Linked DNA regions of Mus musculus: region 2 is linked to region 1. A link is a loop called in an ENCODE intact Hi-C map of the cell type or tissue named here. Cell type or tissue: heart. All regions are shown on one strand. Each heading gives the region's core, and the rest is flanking DNA. Links, peaks and the distances in the headings are about the cores only. Region 1 holds the start of Ccpg1os (cell cycle progression 1, opposite strand). Region 2 holds the start of Pigb (phosphatidylinositol glycan anchor biosynthesis, class B).

Region 1 (8,275 bases), core at 2,681-5,180:
CATCACAAGACCCTGCTTCAGAGATAGAAATAAGGTACCATGTCTGGTGACACTTGGGAGGTGCCACTAACTTAAGGTCATTCTTGGCTACACAGAGAGTGGACTACATGAAACCCAGTTTCAAAACAAAACAAAAAGTAAACTGCATATGGAGTTATGTGGTACATACAGCCTATGCATTCAACCCCCTGTACCGGTAAACAAAACAAACCGCCAAAACAAACTGTAGGAGCTACCTACCCGAGAAGGGCAAGGTCCCTCCCTGGCTTTGTGTCAGTCAGAGAAACAGAGACTCTTGGAGCAGATGACTTAATCACACAGCCTTGTTCACTAGAGTCTACAGCTCTCTTCCCTGTCTAAGTCTTTCATGCTTTCCCATCCTCTAATGTACTCCAAGGTAGTAACTCCTCCCGGCAGCCTTTAAAAGATGTCAGCTCTAGGGGGAGCTGCCAGACCTGGCTGTGCTAACAGAGGAGTAATCTACAGACGGTTGTCAGATCCCTAGCAAGGTGTGGTGGCACCAAAGACACCCTGTCAGAGGTAGAGGGGTTGCTAAGATTCAGGGGAAGGCAGCTCTTGAATCTAATGCTTTTTGAGTTTCTCTTTTCTCTGTATTTCTCTCTCCCTCCTTGCTTCTCTCTCCCTTTCTTTTCTAGGTAGACGCTTAGGAGAGAGGCATATACACATTTAGCTATTTGCCAAAGACAAGTCTTTCCTTGGTGGGCAAGTCCCTCCTCTGGCCTCCAGCGTCCACTGTGGACTGCCCACTTTCACCTCCCATCCTGGACAACAGTGAATTTCCTGGAGAAATCAGAATCCTTAGGAGTTCTCCTGCAGTTCTAGGACTATAGGCCTAGGCTGCCAATGCCCTGCTAGTCAGGTTCTGGTTAACACAACTGAGTTGTTTCTCAATCCCAGGATTCTTTTAGTATCTAAGTAAAATTCAGTTTCTGAATGTTAAGTTAAAAATCTGCAAATTACAGGCTGGAGATGTGGCTTAGTTGGTAGCATGCTTGCCTAACATATATAGGCCCTGGGGTCTATTTCCAGTACCACATGAACTAGGCACGATGGTTCATACCAGTAATCACACAGAGGGTCAGAAGGGTCATCTCAGGGAGACAAGCCATCATGGGATACAGGAAGCCCTGTCTCAAAAAAGAAAAAAATCTAGAAATTAGAATACTAGAAAAGTGTGGTGTAAGGCAGGAACTTCCATCTAGATGTAACCCACTTAAAAATAGCTAAGGATGCTTTTAATCCCAGCACTTGGGAGGCAGAGGCAGGTAGATTTCTGAATTTGAGGCCAGCCTGGTCTACAAAGTGAGTTCCAGGACAGCCAGGGCTACACAGAGAAACCCTGACTCGGAAAAACCAAAAAAAAAAAAAAAAAAAAAAAAAAAAAAAAAAAAAAAAGAAGAAGAAGAAGAAGAAGAAGAAGAAGAAGAAGAAGAAGAAGAAGAAGAAGAAGAAGAAGAAGCAGCAGCAGCAGCAGCTAAGAACATCAACAAAACCCAAGAAGAAGAAGAAGAAGAAGAAGAAGAAGAAGAAGAAGAAGAAGCAGCAGCAGCAGCTAAGAACATCAACAAAACCCAAACCACAGATTTTGAGCTACCTTGAAGGAAAGGTGAATAGAATCATTAAAATGCTGGATGCATGGATTTTTCTTCTTTTTTCTTCAAGATTTGCTTATTTTACATATATGGATGCTCTATCTGCATGTACACCTGTACACCAGGAGATGGCATCAGCATAGATGGTTGTGAGCCACCTTATGGTTGCTGGGAATCAAACTCAGGACCTCTGGGGAGCACGTAGTGCTCTTAACAGATGAGCCATCTCTCTTTCAATGATTACTCGGCCTCAAACTCCTGGCAATTCTCCTGCCTTCATAGTGCTGGGATTCTAGGTCTGGGCCACTCCTGTCTAACTGTACCATGGGGTTTTGTTTTGTTTTGTTTTGTTTTTTTTTTATATTACTATTCTCCTTCAGTTACCATCAAATCACCCTTGCTACTACTGGCCCTAAAACTAAATCACCTTTCTTGCCTCTCTTTTACATCTTGCTCCCTTTCCCTTCCTCCTTTCTCCACATGGTCATGGCTGGTCTCTACTTCTCTACTCTCTCCTTCTCTCTGCCTTTCTCTGCTTCTACTACTCTCTTAACTCCCCTCCACAAGCCCTAAATAAACTCTATTCTACATTATAAACAAAACAAAACAAAACAAAACAAAAAGCCCTAAATCACTGTAGTGGCTATTCCTGGTTGTCAACTTGACTATATTTGGAATGAACTACAATCCAGAATTGGAAGGCTCACCAGTGACCCTTATCTGGAGGCTTGGAGATAGAAGATTCTGATCTGGATCTTGGTATGGAGATCTTGAGGCATAGTGGCTATGGATTCCAGAGGATTAAATCTCCGAGTTCAAGGTCATCCGGGATTAAAGGTGTGGTAGAACACACCTTTAATCTGGGCTACACCTTCTGCTGGAGACAATATAAGGACATTGGAAGAAGGGAGTCTTGCTCTTGCTCCTTCGCCTGCTTGCTGTGTGAGACTGAGTGAGTAACTGCTGGATCCTTGGACTTCCATTCACAGCTGCGACTGAACCATTGTTGGGAATTGGGCTGGGGACTGTAAGTCATCAATAAATTCTTTTACTATATAGAGACTATCCATAGGTTCTGTGACTCTAGAGAACCCTGACTAACACAATCACCTTCAGGTCTAGATTTAATGATTTTAAAAAGTCACTTCAATAATCCAAGTCACCAGGTGTCTTATCTACACCAAGTCATGGGGGACCGTGCTATCTCGTCTACAGCTCATAAGTAATCAAAGTAAGTACCACTTTACAAACCCACTCACTGTAAAGCCAGCTTTGTTATTTAAATTTTCGCCTGTTCACCAAGTTGGAAGAGCAGAGTGTAGTAGCATAGGCCTGTAATCCTAACACTTGGGAAATAAAGGCAAGGGGTTCTGGAATTCAGTGCCAGCTACACAAAGAATTTAAAGTCAGCCCGAGTTACTCTGAGAAGCTCTGTCTCAAAAAAAACCCACCACCCAGAACTCCCCTCTCACCCAAACAAAAACGAGGGGTTAGGGATCTACCTCCTTTGTAGAGGGCTTTCTTAGCTTGTGTGAGGCTTGAGGTTCAATCCCTAGTTACAGCAACACAAATATCAGATCTAAATGTGAACTAGCTTTTGCCCAACATCAGCTTGTTGAATGGTTTCCTTTACTGTTTACTCACTAGACAGGTAGGGGACAGAGGAACGGTAACTTCCCTCTGGGGTGAGTGCACTCCTATTCACCCTCTTCCATCCTTTTAGACTAGGCATACTCTAAGTGACAAAAACATGAAGGTTCTAGGGCTGGGAGGTGTAGTTCAGTAGAACAGAGATTACCTACCATGCACAAGTCCCTGAGTTCGATCCCCACGACTGCAAATAGATAATGCAAAACAAAAACCATCCTGGACAAAAGATCATTTGTAGTGAGGTGCCTCCTATACACCTTCAGAGTAATTACTTTGTGGATCGTGCATTTAAACTTGTAAATATAACAGCTTGGTGACTAGTGAGTGGGAGTAGATGGTGCCTCAAACACTATTATGAATTCGACTTTCAAAAGCATCTAGCTCTCTGCCCAAACCCACCAAGTCGCAGTCTGTCTCTCTCGCCATCTTAATCTCTTCGGCAAAAGCAACTCTTTCCTGATAGCGAGAAGTCTGGCGAAGGCGTAGGGCCCAGTCTTCTTACAGAACCGACGGAAAGCAACAGCAAGACGATCGGAGTCCCGTAAACTACAATTTCTGGGGAGGAAGACGGTGGGTGGAAACCCTCCGTCTTCCAGTGTGGCAGCCCGTCTCCGTGGCAACCGGCTGCAGGCGTGGGAGCCCGGATGTTGTGGAGATCCGCAGTCGCTCCGCCCAGCTTCCGGTAGCCTCAGGGGTGCGGGCCGTACGCATCTTCGGGAGTCGTAGTTCTTTTTGCTCGCCGCGAGCTGGCAGGAGACGTAGGAGGAACTTCAAGTCCCAGCATGCCTTGCTGCGCCGCGCCTGCCACCGCTTCCCCGCTGCGGACGCCTGCGAGCAGGTTGTTGTTTTTATGAGGCGTCACTGGCGTCTGGAGCGCGGACGCCGCCACGGTGACAGCTGGCGCGGTCGGGCGGAAGAGGCGCTGTCTTCGGGTAAGACCCTGGGGCGCAGGTCGGGCTGATGGGGCGGCCGCGGGCTGCAACTCGTACCTTCGGGCGCAGCGCCGGGAGGCTTTCTCCTGGTGGATGCCTTGGTCCTCGGGCGACCTCGGGCGGAGGGCGCGACCTGGCAGGTGTTAGGCGCGGGCTCGCAGGCTGCAGCCCCGCGAGCTCGGAGCTGGGCGCCCCGGGATTCAGGTGCAGCTGCATCCGTATGCTGAGATGCCGCGTGCGTCACTCTGAGCCGGCTCGGAGGTCCCAGGTGTCAGGAATAGAAAAGTGTGCACCCCAGAAGTATACTCCTATTCAGCCCCGAAGCCTGTTCTCCGCCCGTTCTTCACGCTTCCCCTCCGGGTCCTTACCAGCGTTTGTTAGGCTGACGGCTTGTCCTAAGTAGCAGCTGCGCGTGTGTCGTTTGTGTTTACCTCTCATTTATCCCAACTCTGCCAGGGGCAGCGCCCGAGTTCTAGACCGCAACCAGCTGGGGTGTTTTCCTTAAGGGTGAACCATCATGCACTGCCCTCTCCCACTTTTGCTTTATTGGCTGTATGGGGCTGCTTGTCCCTAGAAAGGGCAACCAGTTGGTTATTCTCAGTTAGGGGTGCTATGAGACCTTTCCAGCAAGGTCACATAATGTTTGAAATGTCAGCACTAACTATCTTAAAGACCCAATATTTTTTCTTTCGCCTTTTTTTTTTTTTTTTGGAGTGGGTGGATTGGGTTTTTTTGGTTTGTTTGTTTTTGTTTTTTGAGGTAGGGTTTCTCTGTGTATCTCCACCTATCCTAAAACTTGCACTGTAGTCCAAGCTGACCTCCAACTCAGAAATCCGTTTGCCTCTGCCTTCTGAGTCCACCGACTAACTTTAAGATCCCAATCTTAATAGGTCTTAGATTTCTCAGGGGATATTTATCATGTATAACTGGTGTGAGTAGTTTGCTATTCTGACAAGCTCAAGTCACAGGGGAACTGAGAAGGTTGTTAAGGGTGAGTTAATGCTTTTGGCTTTTTTTTCTTGCTGTGTATCTCTGGCTGTCCTGATACTAATATATCCCAGGCTAGACCTGGGAGTTCTCTTGCCTAAGCGTCCTAGGCACTGTGATCGTAGTTGGGTACCATGGAGCCTGCTGTAAATGCTGTTTTAACCCTGTTACACCAAAGTTGAAATTCCAGTTAAAGGTGGTACCCCAGATATTTAGAAACTGAAGCAGGGGAATGGCAAGTTTGAGACCACTTGAGCAATATAGTGGAGAGCATATTTCTGTATAAAAAGACCGGAGAATGTAGTTCTTTGGTACAGTACTTGCTTAATGTATGTGAGGCCCTGAGTTTAAGCCCCAGGATGATCAGAACAACTCCTAGAACCAGTTTTGTACTGTAAGCCAAAGAATAGACTGTTGTGTTTCCATTGGAGTTTTAAGGATATTTAGTTATGAAGGTGATTGTCTAGGATGTGAAACTAAACTGACCTCTTTACGCTTTACTGTGTTTTCTGGGGATGCACCACCTTTTTTTTTTTTTTTTTTTTTTTAAAAGATGTGTTTTTGTATGTTTTGTCTGCTGTAAAGGCAGCTTGTGTATGCAGTGCCTGTGGAGACCAGAAGAGTTGGGAACTGTCCTCCTAGTATTTGTTCTCCACCATTGAGCTGTTTCTTCAGCTCTGAAATCTTTAAAAGACAGCATCTCATATAGCCCAGGCCAGCTACCAGTTGGCTATGTAGCCTTGAATTCTACATGCTCTTGCCTCCATTATCTTTAGATTCTTTAAGTATGACTTTCTAAAGTAAATGGGCTGGCAAGGTGTCTCCATGGGTAAGGGGACTCGCTGAACAAGTCTGCCATCAGAGGTTCATTTCTGGAACCCACAGGATGGAGAGAACTGACCCCCCATAAGTTGCTCACTGTCCTCTGAACACAGATGCACAGAGATGGGGGTGGGGGGCTGTGGGGCTGGGTGTTGGGCTTAAAAACTAAAAGTAAATAAAGAAGTTAGTGTAATGGCCTAGGTCTAACATAGCTTAGGAGGCATAGGCAGAACAATTGGAAATTTAAGGCCAATCTGAGCTACACAACAAGATCCAGTTTCCAAAAAAGGACAAAGCAGTACACAGTCCAAACAGGGTAGCCGGGTGGGTGGTGCACACTAATCCCTTCACTAAGGAGGCAGGCCTTACCTCAAAAAAGCAAATCAGGAAGTAGGAAAAAAAAAAAACCCAACAAGACACATGCAAACTGATCAACAACAAAAGAAACCAAAGCACAGCTGGGCAGTGATGGCTCATGCCTTTATTAATCCCGGTCCTTGGGAGGTAGAGGCAGGTGGATTTCTGAGTTCCAGGACAGCCAGGGCTATACAGAGAAACCTAGTCTCGAAACCCCCCCCAAAAAAAAAAAAAAAAAAAAAAGAAAGAAAGAAACAAACAAACCAAAGCACAATCCTCAGTTATACTGAATTCACAAACCATATATGAATTTAAATGGAAATTATTTTGAGGAGAAGGGAAAGAGACCAATTAGTTGTCTGGAAAGAATAAAAAGCATCCTAACAATAATTCTTAGCATGTATGTGTCTTTTGACCTGTTGTTAACTAGAACAAAAATGAAACATAAAAGATACTTTAGACTAGACAAATCTTGGTTATTTTAATACACATGCAAAAAAAAAATATGTGGAGGGGCAGGAGACAGTCTTACTGTACCCTTGGCTGGTCTCTGATTCACTGACCCGGGCCACCATGTTCAGCTGAAAACAGCTTGTTTATTTGTAAGCATTTACAAGTGGGAGTTAGCTTGGAGTGATAGAACTTGCCTATAATCCTTATACATGGGAGGTCAGAAGAAGAATCAGGAGTCCACGGTTATCCTGGCTAACAGACCCTGTTTGAAGATAATTAAGTAGTAGGCTTTATATGTCTGATAATTTGAGCTATATTTAATTTTTTTGTTAGATTCAGTGTGAACAGATAAAATTATACAATTCATTAGTCTACATCTTTGCTTCTGTTCTTCTAAAGAATAGTGACTGTGTTTCGTCATTAGCGACCTTAGGAGGAGTAACTCTCATCACTTTGCCTTGGTTATATTTTTATTTTGTATGTAAACAGAGGAAAGGATAATTTATGGGAATCTCAGACTCACCATGTGATTGTGTCCTGGAGGTCAAATTCTGGCTGCCCAGCTTGGTGGCTGTGAGCCCAGGTATAACCTTTGAGTTATACCTCCGTTTTGTTTTTGTTTTTCTGAGACAGGGTTTCTTGGCGAAACACCCTAGGCTGTCCTGGACTAGTAGACCAGGTTGGCCTCCACCTGCCTCTGCGTTCTGAGCTCTGGGATTCTTTGTTTTGTTTTCTTTTTTAAGACAGGGTCTTCCTCAGCCCAAGGCCTGGAGCTTGCTGCAGTTTTCTGCCTTAGCCTTCTGAGTACAGGTGTGAGCCAGCGTGAGCCAGCCTTTATTGCTTTTTAGATGGTAGTATTTTTGTTTTTTTAGGTTGTTTTAGTTGGGAGCTTTTCTCCACATGTCAGTTTCTTTTCAATATTTTCTGTCTTTTACTTGTGTTCTGTGTGTCTTGTGTGGATTTGTGAGCTGCCATGTGGATGGTGGGACTCAAACCCAGGTCTTCTGGAAGAACAGTCAGTGGTTTTAACCACTGAGCCATCTCACCAGTCCATCTTGTGTTGGTTTAATGTAGGCTTTGGGTCCATCCACAGGATATAAAAAGCATTTGTGCTAGAATAATATGTCTGAGCTGCCAAATTCCACAGTGTTGCTATTGTAGGTGAAATTGTATTTTTTAACCAACTTAAGAATTTTTTAAATTATTTGAATGTTAACTGTAAAAAGCCACACACCGTCATTTGGAAAACATCAAGAACGTGGCCTTCAGGGCCATCACTGCCTCCTCTCCAGGACTTTATTCTTAGGAACAATCAGATTTGGCTAGATTAAGGCAGGGAAAGAGGTTGATTTCAGGGCTTACTGTTTGCCTTGCTCCCTTAAACAGGACCAAATCATCTTTCAGTTTGAGTTCAGAGAAAGAGGTTAGTCCTGTACTATGTAAGGATTGCATGTAATATAT
Region 2 (8,275 bases), core at 1-2,500, 54 kb after region 1:
ACTGCCAGTATTCATCAGGAACAAAGCTTGTCTGCACTAAGAAGCAGTTAAGTATTCGCAGAGCGATGGTAAACAAGACCAGGTAAGTGTTTTCTCCAAGAAGACCTGGAAAGCAAATCAAAGCAGTAAGTGTGGCATAAAAGTGAGCGAGTTCCCCCCACCCCCCAATGCCACATGCCCGGTGCACTGGCTCCCTCTCTGTTAACACCTTCCACAGCACTCCACTGAGCTAGCTGAGGCACTAGCTCAGGGGTGGAACTCTTGTCTAGCTTGCTGAGGCCATGGAGTGTTTTCTATTCCCTAGCAATCTGTAGGGAATAGAAAACAACCCACGAACACCTCCCCCCACCGCAAAAAATAGATACAAACCCCACTAAAGAACACACAACGCACACACACACACAATTTGTTAACCACTGGTGAGTCTGAACCTGTTTTACTTGTGAGGATGCTAAGGTTCAGAAACTGCTTTGCCCAACACAAAAATACTGTTACTGACTAGGTAGTCGGTCGGCTGTTTCCAAAGTTTGCTTTTCCCAGTGTGCAGGCAGCCTGTATTTTCGCTTTAGTTACCAACAGTGGTGGTGCTTGGAGGTAGGGAAAGATTTTATGTGAAAATCTGTATGCCAGGTGTGATGATGTGACATCACCACACAGCACTGGGGAGACTGATGCAGGAGGATTGAGACACGTCTAAGCACAGTCAGCACAACACAGCGAAGAGACTGTGTTCAGCGAGCCTGAGCTCATTGCCACCACGCTGTGTAGTCCCAGGTGCCCCGAGCTCTGCCGTGAGCCCGGCACTCACCACGGCGCGGAGAGCGTTTCTCCTGCGCGCTCACGTACTGCCTGGACTTCCTCCTCCGCAGCTTCATTTCTCCCGAGCTGCCGTGGAGATTGCGGGAGGCCGGGTTATAGTCGGCGGCCTGGGACTCCATCCTCCCCGGCTACCTGCAGCCCACGGTGCCCGCCCCTCACTTTCTTGTAGGCGGACACATGCCACTAAGATTGGGCCCCGCGAGCCGCCGTCCCTTCGCTGCTCCGGCACTACCGCGGCAGGAAGTGCTGCCGGAAGCGGATGAGTCTCCGGGTGGGTCAGGAGCAAACCTCCCTGACCAGTGTTCAATGCTGGAAAAGACAAAAATAAAGATTCTGGATTCTTTACTCCGCCTGACACACCTCGCACAGCGCCCGCCGAGGAGGCGCTCGGAGGTAACAGAGCAGAGGGAGGCAGTGCATCGCTGAGGACCAGCTCCCGGGTGACCGCGGTGCTCATCCCTCACGCCACGTCCTCGCGTGGGAAGTTTCATCACGGTTCTTACAATAATAGGAAAAAGTTATAACTCAATGAATTTTTATTATCAATTTTTTACCACCCCAATGGATTTCTCTATCCCTAATTATCTATTTTCTAATCAACTTTTTATTTTCTGGAGTCGATCTCACTATGTAGATCAGACTGGCCTTGAACTCGGGAGAATTACCGTCTCTGCCTCATGAGTGCTGGGATTTAATGCCTAAGCCACCACACTCTGTCTCCTCTTATCTTTGTGACAGGGCCACAGTCTTATATAACCGTGGCTGGCCTGGAACTTGCTGTGTAGACCAGACTGGCCTCAAACTCCTGCCTCTGTCTTATGGATGTTGGGATCAAAAGCATGGGCCATCATGACCAGCAATCAAGGCATTTAAAAAATTAGTTGGTGGGGGCTGGAGAACTGGTTCAGGGCTTAAAAACACTGACTGCACTTGCAGAATACCCATATACTAGCCTGGTGTCTCCGAGGGTACCAGGCATGCGTGCTATTGCAGATACATACATGAAGACGAACACCCATACACATAAATTGTCTTTTGTGTGGTCAACTGTATAATCCAGGAGAAGACATGCTTTTCTTTCCTCGGCGAGCTTAAATTATGCCTGAGAACTATTTAGGGCAAGCTCCTTACAGTACAGGAAGGAGTTGCTGATTATTTTTGTGACCTGAGGCTTGGATTAAGGATCCATATCGGAGTCCAGAAAGTGTGTGGCTCCTTCCCTGTGCTCTCTTCATTCACAGCCTCTGACCCAGATGCTGAGGGGGTTGACACGGAAAGTGCTGTGTTGTTCATTTGTCACTTTCTACTGTTTTCAGTTGTTGGATCGAGAAGCAAAATCTTCTACACCCCCACCCCATTTTTCTCAAAGAAGGCATGCAAATGATTTGCGTTTGATTTCTCCTAAAATATCAAAAGAACTCAACATAATTTGCTTTTGCTTTTTTTGAGATAGGCTCTTACTATGTAGCCTTGGCTGGCTTGGAACTCAGCTCTTTAGACCAGACAGGCCTCAGACTCACATAGTCTCTGCCCACACCTGGTGCTGGAATTAAAATCCTGCACCACCACACCTGGCTCAGTGAAGTTTTACAGCCTCTTAAAAATCGCTTTTGTCATACAGCTTGCTTAAAAGAGTTACAGCTACTGCAGAAGGCATAGTGAGGTCACTTGTCCCCTCTCTCTATCATCCTTTAGAGGAAGCTTAAACAGAGACACTCACTTCTGAGTCCTTTCGGGCACCTCTTGGAGAAAAAGTATTAAACGACTTGAAAGCCGTCAGCCATCCCTTCCCCTCCTTTTGCCATTTTGAAAATTACCAGTTTAAACGCTCTGAGAAGACTTCCAGCAGCCATGTTAGTGGCGCACACCTGTCATCCTAACACTGGGGTGGTGAAGGCAGAATTGTAATCTAGAGCAGCCTGCCTATCATAAAGAACCAGAACAAACACTCAAATGCAAAATAACTCACAGGCAAATACACACAAAATAACTCACAGGCAAATACACACAAAATAACTCCCTGGGAACATCCCCTGATAGAAGAGGATGCATCTCTGTCTCACACCACCCTCAAACTTGCATTCCCTATAGGTTCCTTTTTAAGGTTTTTATTGACTTGTTCTCCGAGAACCTGTTATGGAATCCAGACTGGCCGCCAACTGGCAGTGCAGCCAGAGGGTAACCTTGAGTTCCTGATCCTCTTGCCTGGACCCAACTGTTGGGAATATGAGCATGTGCTACGATGCCTGGAAGAAATAACAATTTTAATATAAAATATGATTTTTAACTACTGACAACCTAATTGAGATTTTAGAAAATATCCCATAGTAAGCCTATGTGCTGTCATGCTACCCTTATGTATTTATTAGTTAGTGATTCTTGGTTTTTTTAAAGATTTATTTTATGTACATGGGTACACTGTAGCTGTACAGATGGTTGTGAGCCTTCATGTGGTTGTTGGGAATTGAATTTTTTTAGGACCTCTGCTTGCTCAGTCCCAAAGATTTATTTATTATACATAAGTACACCGTAGTTGACTTCAGACTCACCAGAAGTGGGCGTCAGATCCCATGACGGATGGTTGTGAGCCACCATGTGGTTGCTGGGAATTGAACTCAGGACCTCTGGAAGAGCAGTCAGTGCTCTTAACCGCTGAGCCATCTCTCCAGCCCTAGTTAGTGATTTTTAAATATTACAAAACATTCATGCCAGAGGAAAGTAGTAACAAGTCTTCTAAAGAGCAGATGGGGCTGGAGTGAAGAGTGAGCTGCTGTTCCGGAGGACCTGAGTTCAGTTCCCAGCACCTGTGTTAGATGACAGCTGCCTGTAACTTTCTGGCTTCCAGACTCCTGCACTCAGTCGCACACATAGCACAAAATAAAATTGTTTCTAAAAGTCTGCTGTACTAAGTGGTCCTTTTTTTTTTTTTTTTTTTTTTTTTTTTGTCCCTTTTCCTTAGAAACAGCTCTGAAGCGGTTTGCTGCCCGGGGAGCATAGCCACCCTCAGCTTGTGCGCTACCTGCCGCTGCAATGCTCGGGAGATTGCCACTTCCACAACTGCTTTTTGCTGCCATCCTTGGAATTGCTGGAGGAATGTATATTTATCAGCCAATATTTGAACAATATTCCAGAGATCAGAAGGAATTAAAAGAAAAGGTGAAGTTGTTGGAAGAATCAGAAGAAAAGGGAGCTAATTCTGCATAAACTGAAATTGTAAACCTTGCTTAACGTTCTATTGAAATCACACCGACTATTAGTCTAGTAAGACTTTAGGTATGCTTTAAATAAATAAATCATGGGTAATGAATCTAAGTTATTTATAAAGGTAGTTCTTGGGCTGGAGAGATGGCTCAGCAGTTAAGAACACTGACTGTTCTTCCAGGGGTCCTAAGTTCAATTCCCAGCAACCACATGGTGGCTCACAACCATCTGTAATGGGATCTGATGCCCTCTTCTGGTGTGTCTGAAGACAGCAGTGTACTCATATACAGAAAATAAATAAATCCAGACACTACAAGAGGGCATCTGAGCCTCATTACAAATGGTTTTGAGCCACCATGTGTTTGCTGGGAATTGAACTCAGGACCTCTGGAAAAACAGTCAGTGCTCTTAACCACTGAGCCATTTCTCTAGTCTGGCATGTTTTTTGTTTGTTTGTTTGTTTGTTTGTTTTCATTGTTTGCTGGTTTAGAGTATGTCACATAATCTCAGACCAGGCTGAGACATGGACTCTTGGAACCAGATGCATAGTCAAGTCTCAGGGCACAGATGAAGCCCTAGGTTTCAGGACCAGCACCTCACACCCTGGGCAAAGTGATGCAGTTGTGTGATCCAGGCACTCAGGTGGAAGCAGGAGGATCAGAAGTACCAGCCATTACCAGTGACAGTGTTGTTCCCCAATATAGTTCATAGACCTTCGTCACCTCCAGGTTTATGTGTAGGATGCCTGGTCTCCAGGGTGATGGTATTGAAAGCTGGTACCTTTTTTTTTTTTTTTTTTTTTTTTTGGTTTTTTGAGACAGGGTTTCTCTGTGTAGCCCTCGCTGTCTGGGAACTCACTCTGTAGACCAGGCTAGCCTCGAACTCAGAAATCCACCTGTCTTGGCCTCTAGTGATAGCTCCTTGAGAGCTAGTGCCAGAGCCGGGTGGTGGTGACGTCGGCACACGCCTTTAATCCCAGCACTCGGGAGGAGGCAGAGGCAGACGGATTTCTGAGTTCAAGGCCAGCCTGGTCTACAGAGTGAGTTCCAGGACAGCCAGGGCTACACAGAAAAACCCTGTCTCGAAAAACCAAAAAGAAAAAAAAAAAAAGAGCTAGTGCCTGAAGGAAGATGGTTGCCTTGCTTTTCCTGGGGAGGGTATTTCTCTTCAGCCCTGATGGAATGATAGAAAAGATTCTGTACCGGTCCAGTTTATTGGGGTTGCTTACAAGCGTGGGTGACTCCAGTAGCTGCCATCTACAGATTGAGAAACTGCACTGTGGTGCAGTCCTAGTAGCTACAGACAGGAGGGGTGACTGGGTGTGCAGGTGGGTGGGACAGCTGGACCGCGGAGTTTGTGGTGGCAGGCCCTAGGGATGAATGAAACTGCATGGACAGAACTTAGCCCAGTCTTCCTTCTCAGCATTTTGCTTGTCTTGGAAGTGGAATTCTGAAAGCAACAGGGCAGGCCCAAAGGCCAGTGTGAAGCGCAGAACCACCTTTGGACGGATTTGGCTAATGTCCTCCATCCCCAGGTTGAGACCCAGACTGCTCACAGAAAACCCTAGGCATCGGTAGAAGGCCACTAGGAGGCAGCAGAGGGTCATAGGCTGCTCCGGACCCTGCCGGGTCTTAGCATGTTATGCCACCCCATAATTTCCCTCTTACTGTGCAGTAACTGCCTGCCCTAACAGTGTTTTAGGACTTCAGGGTGAGTGTAATCCGAGTTAGACTGTGTGCATGTAGACTCCGCTGGCCATTGCCTTCCAGAATAGTGTTTATTTTCTTCTGACTGAATCTTACCTATTTTTCTCATCATCGAGTCCAGGAACCCCAGTAGGCCATGCCCAAGCTGTCTCCAGGGAGGATGCACAGCCATGAAAAAGCTTTTAGGACAGACCTTTGGAGTCTCCAGGGCACGCCTCGCCTTACCCGGATCCTGGGGCAATTTGAGCTTTTTGTGAATGGCTCTCTTGGTCTCAAGGAAAACCACCCTCTGTGGTTCTCACACCTTTCAGAAGGGGCGAGGAGACCCGATCCGTGCCAGGCGAGGCGAGCAGTCGTTTCTGTGGCTGGGGGCCTGCGGGCAGGTGACAGGAGGCGGAGGTGGAGGCCGCTCAGGACCCGCCCCCACCGCGCTCTCCTCTACGGGAAGTGATGTGGGGCCAGACGGAAAATAGCGCCAAGCACCCAAAAAAGGCCAGTCGCACGGGGTCCCGAGCTCCATTTGGAAGGGAGTACCTAAGGGATAGAGCACAGCGAGGACGCGGCACGTTGGGAATCTAGCACTGCAGGGACGCAACACCGCAGGGACAGCACCGGACAGAGCACCAAACCGGGTGAGCACTCAGCGTTCTGGGCGCGCTGCAGATTGCAGGCGAGCAAGTCAGCCCTAGGGCAACCAGGGGACAGATCTTCGGAATGGATGCTGGTTTTCTGGAGTTCCAGGGGCTGAAGGTTATCCCGGGTGGCATCTAGGTGCCAAAATCCCTTTAATGAGGGGAAGAGAAATAGGTCTGCCCATCCCTCTGTCCTTCCCTCACTTCGGTTTTAGAAGTCTTTGACTTTAAAGTCTTTAGAGTCCTGCTGCTTTCAGGTGAGAAAGGGCTCTGCCTTTTCCTGTCATTCAGAGAACCCAGCTGGTCAGCCTGGTCTTAGAGTCACCCTATCGGAGGTAGAATTGATGGATGACATATTTTGGTCACTTTGCCAAGACCGGGTCTCTGGCCCAGTAGCTGGGTACCGATTTGGAAAGCCAGCTCTGTAATGTAGGAGATCTTGAGGCGTCTCAGCAGCCCCCCTGGCCTTTGCATCTTGCTGTTGTCTGGAGTATTCCCCTAGGCTTCTCTTTCAAGCCCAAGGGCTAACAGCTGTTCTGCCTTAGCTGTTCAGCCCAGCCGGGTGAGGAAGGCAGGAGACATTTCGTATTCTTTAAAGCTCCCTGTAGAGTGGAACCGGTATGGGAAAAGTAATCCCTGCATTTGGAAGGTGGACAGAGAAGGATCCAGGGTTCAAGGTCAGCCTTTGCTACATAGTGTGTGCTTGAAACCAGCCTGGGTTACAGGAGACTCTTTCTCAAAAAACAAACACCAAAAAGAAAGGAAGGGGGGGTATTCAGAAATGCTAAGCGCGCCTGAATGGGAGCTGCCTTCTTATTTTACCTTGGTCTTCCCCCCCACCCCAACACCTTTCCGTTTCCTCTCCACAGTGTGTCTTATTTGTCGTTGTTGTTGTTGTTGTTTGTTTATTTCTGACGTCACCCCGCCCCACCCCCTCCCTTGCCACCTTTTACGAGTTTTTTTGGCTGTGCAGAAGAGTCCCTTGTATCTCTGTGTGGAATTTACGGTCAGCTTCTCAATTCTGTGGCCTTGGCTTTAGAGCACGCACAGGCATTTTGAAGAGGGAAGCCGCCTTTGGGAACCAGACTTTTAACTTCCTTTCCTGATACCTGTTTCCCCATCTTAGTAAAGAAATTCCACTCTTAGAGAATCTCAGGCCAAACAATTCTCTTCATTCTTCCATGTCTCTTGTCCACCCTGAACACATTTTATTGAGTCTAACTTGAGTAGAACTAAATATTTTTTGGTTTAAAAACTTGGTAAGTGGCTGGAGAAATGGCTCTGTCATTTAGAGCACAGACTGCTTGCTCTTCCTGAGGATCCAAGTTCGGTTCCCAGCACCCACAACAGGCAACTCACAGCTGCCTGTAACTCCAACTTCAGAGAACCCAGTGCTGTCTTCTGGACTCTGCCAGTATTGCACTCATTGCACAAAACCAAACACACACACACACACACACACTTAAAAATAAACAAACTGGTATCAAAAGATTGCCTAGTCGGCCATCACTGGAAAGAGATGCCCATTGGACAGGCAAACTTTATATGCCCCAGTACAGGGGAATGCCAGGGCCAAAAAATGGGAATGGGTGGGTAGGGGAGTGGGGGGGGGGGCGGGGGAGAGTGTGGGGGACTTTTGGGATAGCATTGGAAATGTAATTGAGGAAAATACGTAATAAAAAAAACAAACTGTAAAATTGACGTTCACTGAATGCTCTGGTGACTAGGAATTATTTGCTGCCTTTGCAGAGGACCTGGGTTTAGTTCCCAGCACCCACATGGCAGCTCACTAACACTGAGTAATTTCAGTTCCAGGGGACTGGATTCCCTTCTCTGGCCACTGAAAGCACTGCACACATGTGCTGCATGTACGTACGTGTAGGCAAAATACTCATAAACATGTATTGATCATTTGTG

The links. A loop is a pair of places that touch in the nucleus more often than their neighbours do. Peaks named below come from ENCODE experiments on the same cell type or tissue, not always from the same donor. Only the 100,000 strongest peaks of a DNase experiment are listed, where the experiment ranks them.
Region 2: it touches region 1 in a loop (4-fold over the local background); 4 of 42 quality-filtered maps call a loop at or near these places.

What each region holds. Positions count from the first base shown.
Region 1 is chr9:72,981,479-72,989,753 of GRCm38, forward strand. It overlaps Ccpg1os (cell cycle progression 1, opposite strand), which reads right to left and starts at 3,898. Exons shown (of 2, transcript NM_001198789.1): 1 at 3,663-3,898. The coding sequence starts at 3,689. Ccpg1 (cell cycle progression 1) reads left to right here and starts at 4,026. Exons shown (of 9, transcript NM_001286544.1): 1 at 4,026-4,195. In heart, for the core only: a CTCF peak has its summit at 4,227; DNase peaks (open chromatin) are centred at 3,973 and 4,633; H3K4me3 peaks cover 1,788 bases; H3K27ac peaks cover 1,493 bases.
Region 2 is chr9:73,038,654-73,046,928 of GRCm38, forward strand. Pigb (phosphatidylinositol glycan anchor biosynthesis, class B) reads right to left here and starts at 1,046. Exons shown (of 12, transcript NM_018889.3): 1 at 809-1,046; 2 at 1-105. The coding sequence starts at 938. Pigbos1 (Pigb opposite strand 1) reads left to right here and starts at 1,065. Exons shown (of 2, transcript NM_001308425.1): 1 at 1,065-1,212; 2 at 3,779-4,129. The coding sequence starts at 3,850. The coding sequence ends at 4,023. Rab27a (RAB27A, member RAS oncogene family) reads left to right here and starts at 6,157. Exons shown (of 6, transcript NM_023635.6): 1 at 6,157-6,358. In heart, for the core only: no CTCF peak of the experiment used is centred there; a DNase peak (open chromatin) is centred at 1,018; H3K4me3 peaks cover 2,114 bases; H3K27ac peaks cover 1,620 bases.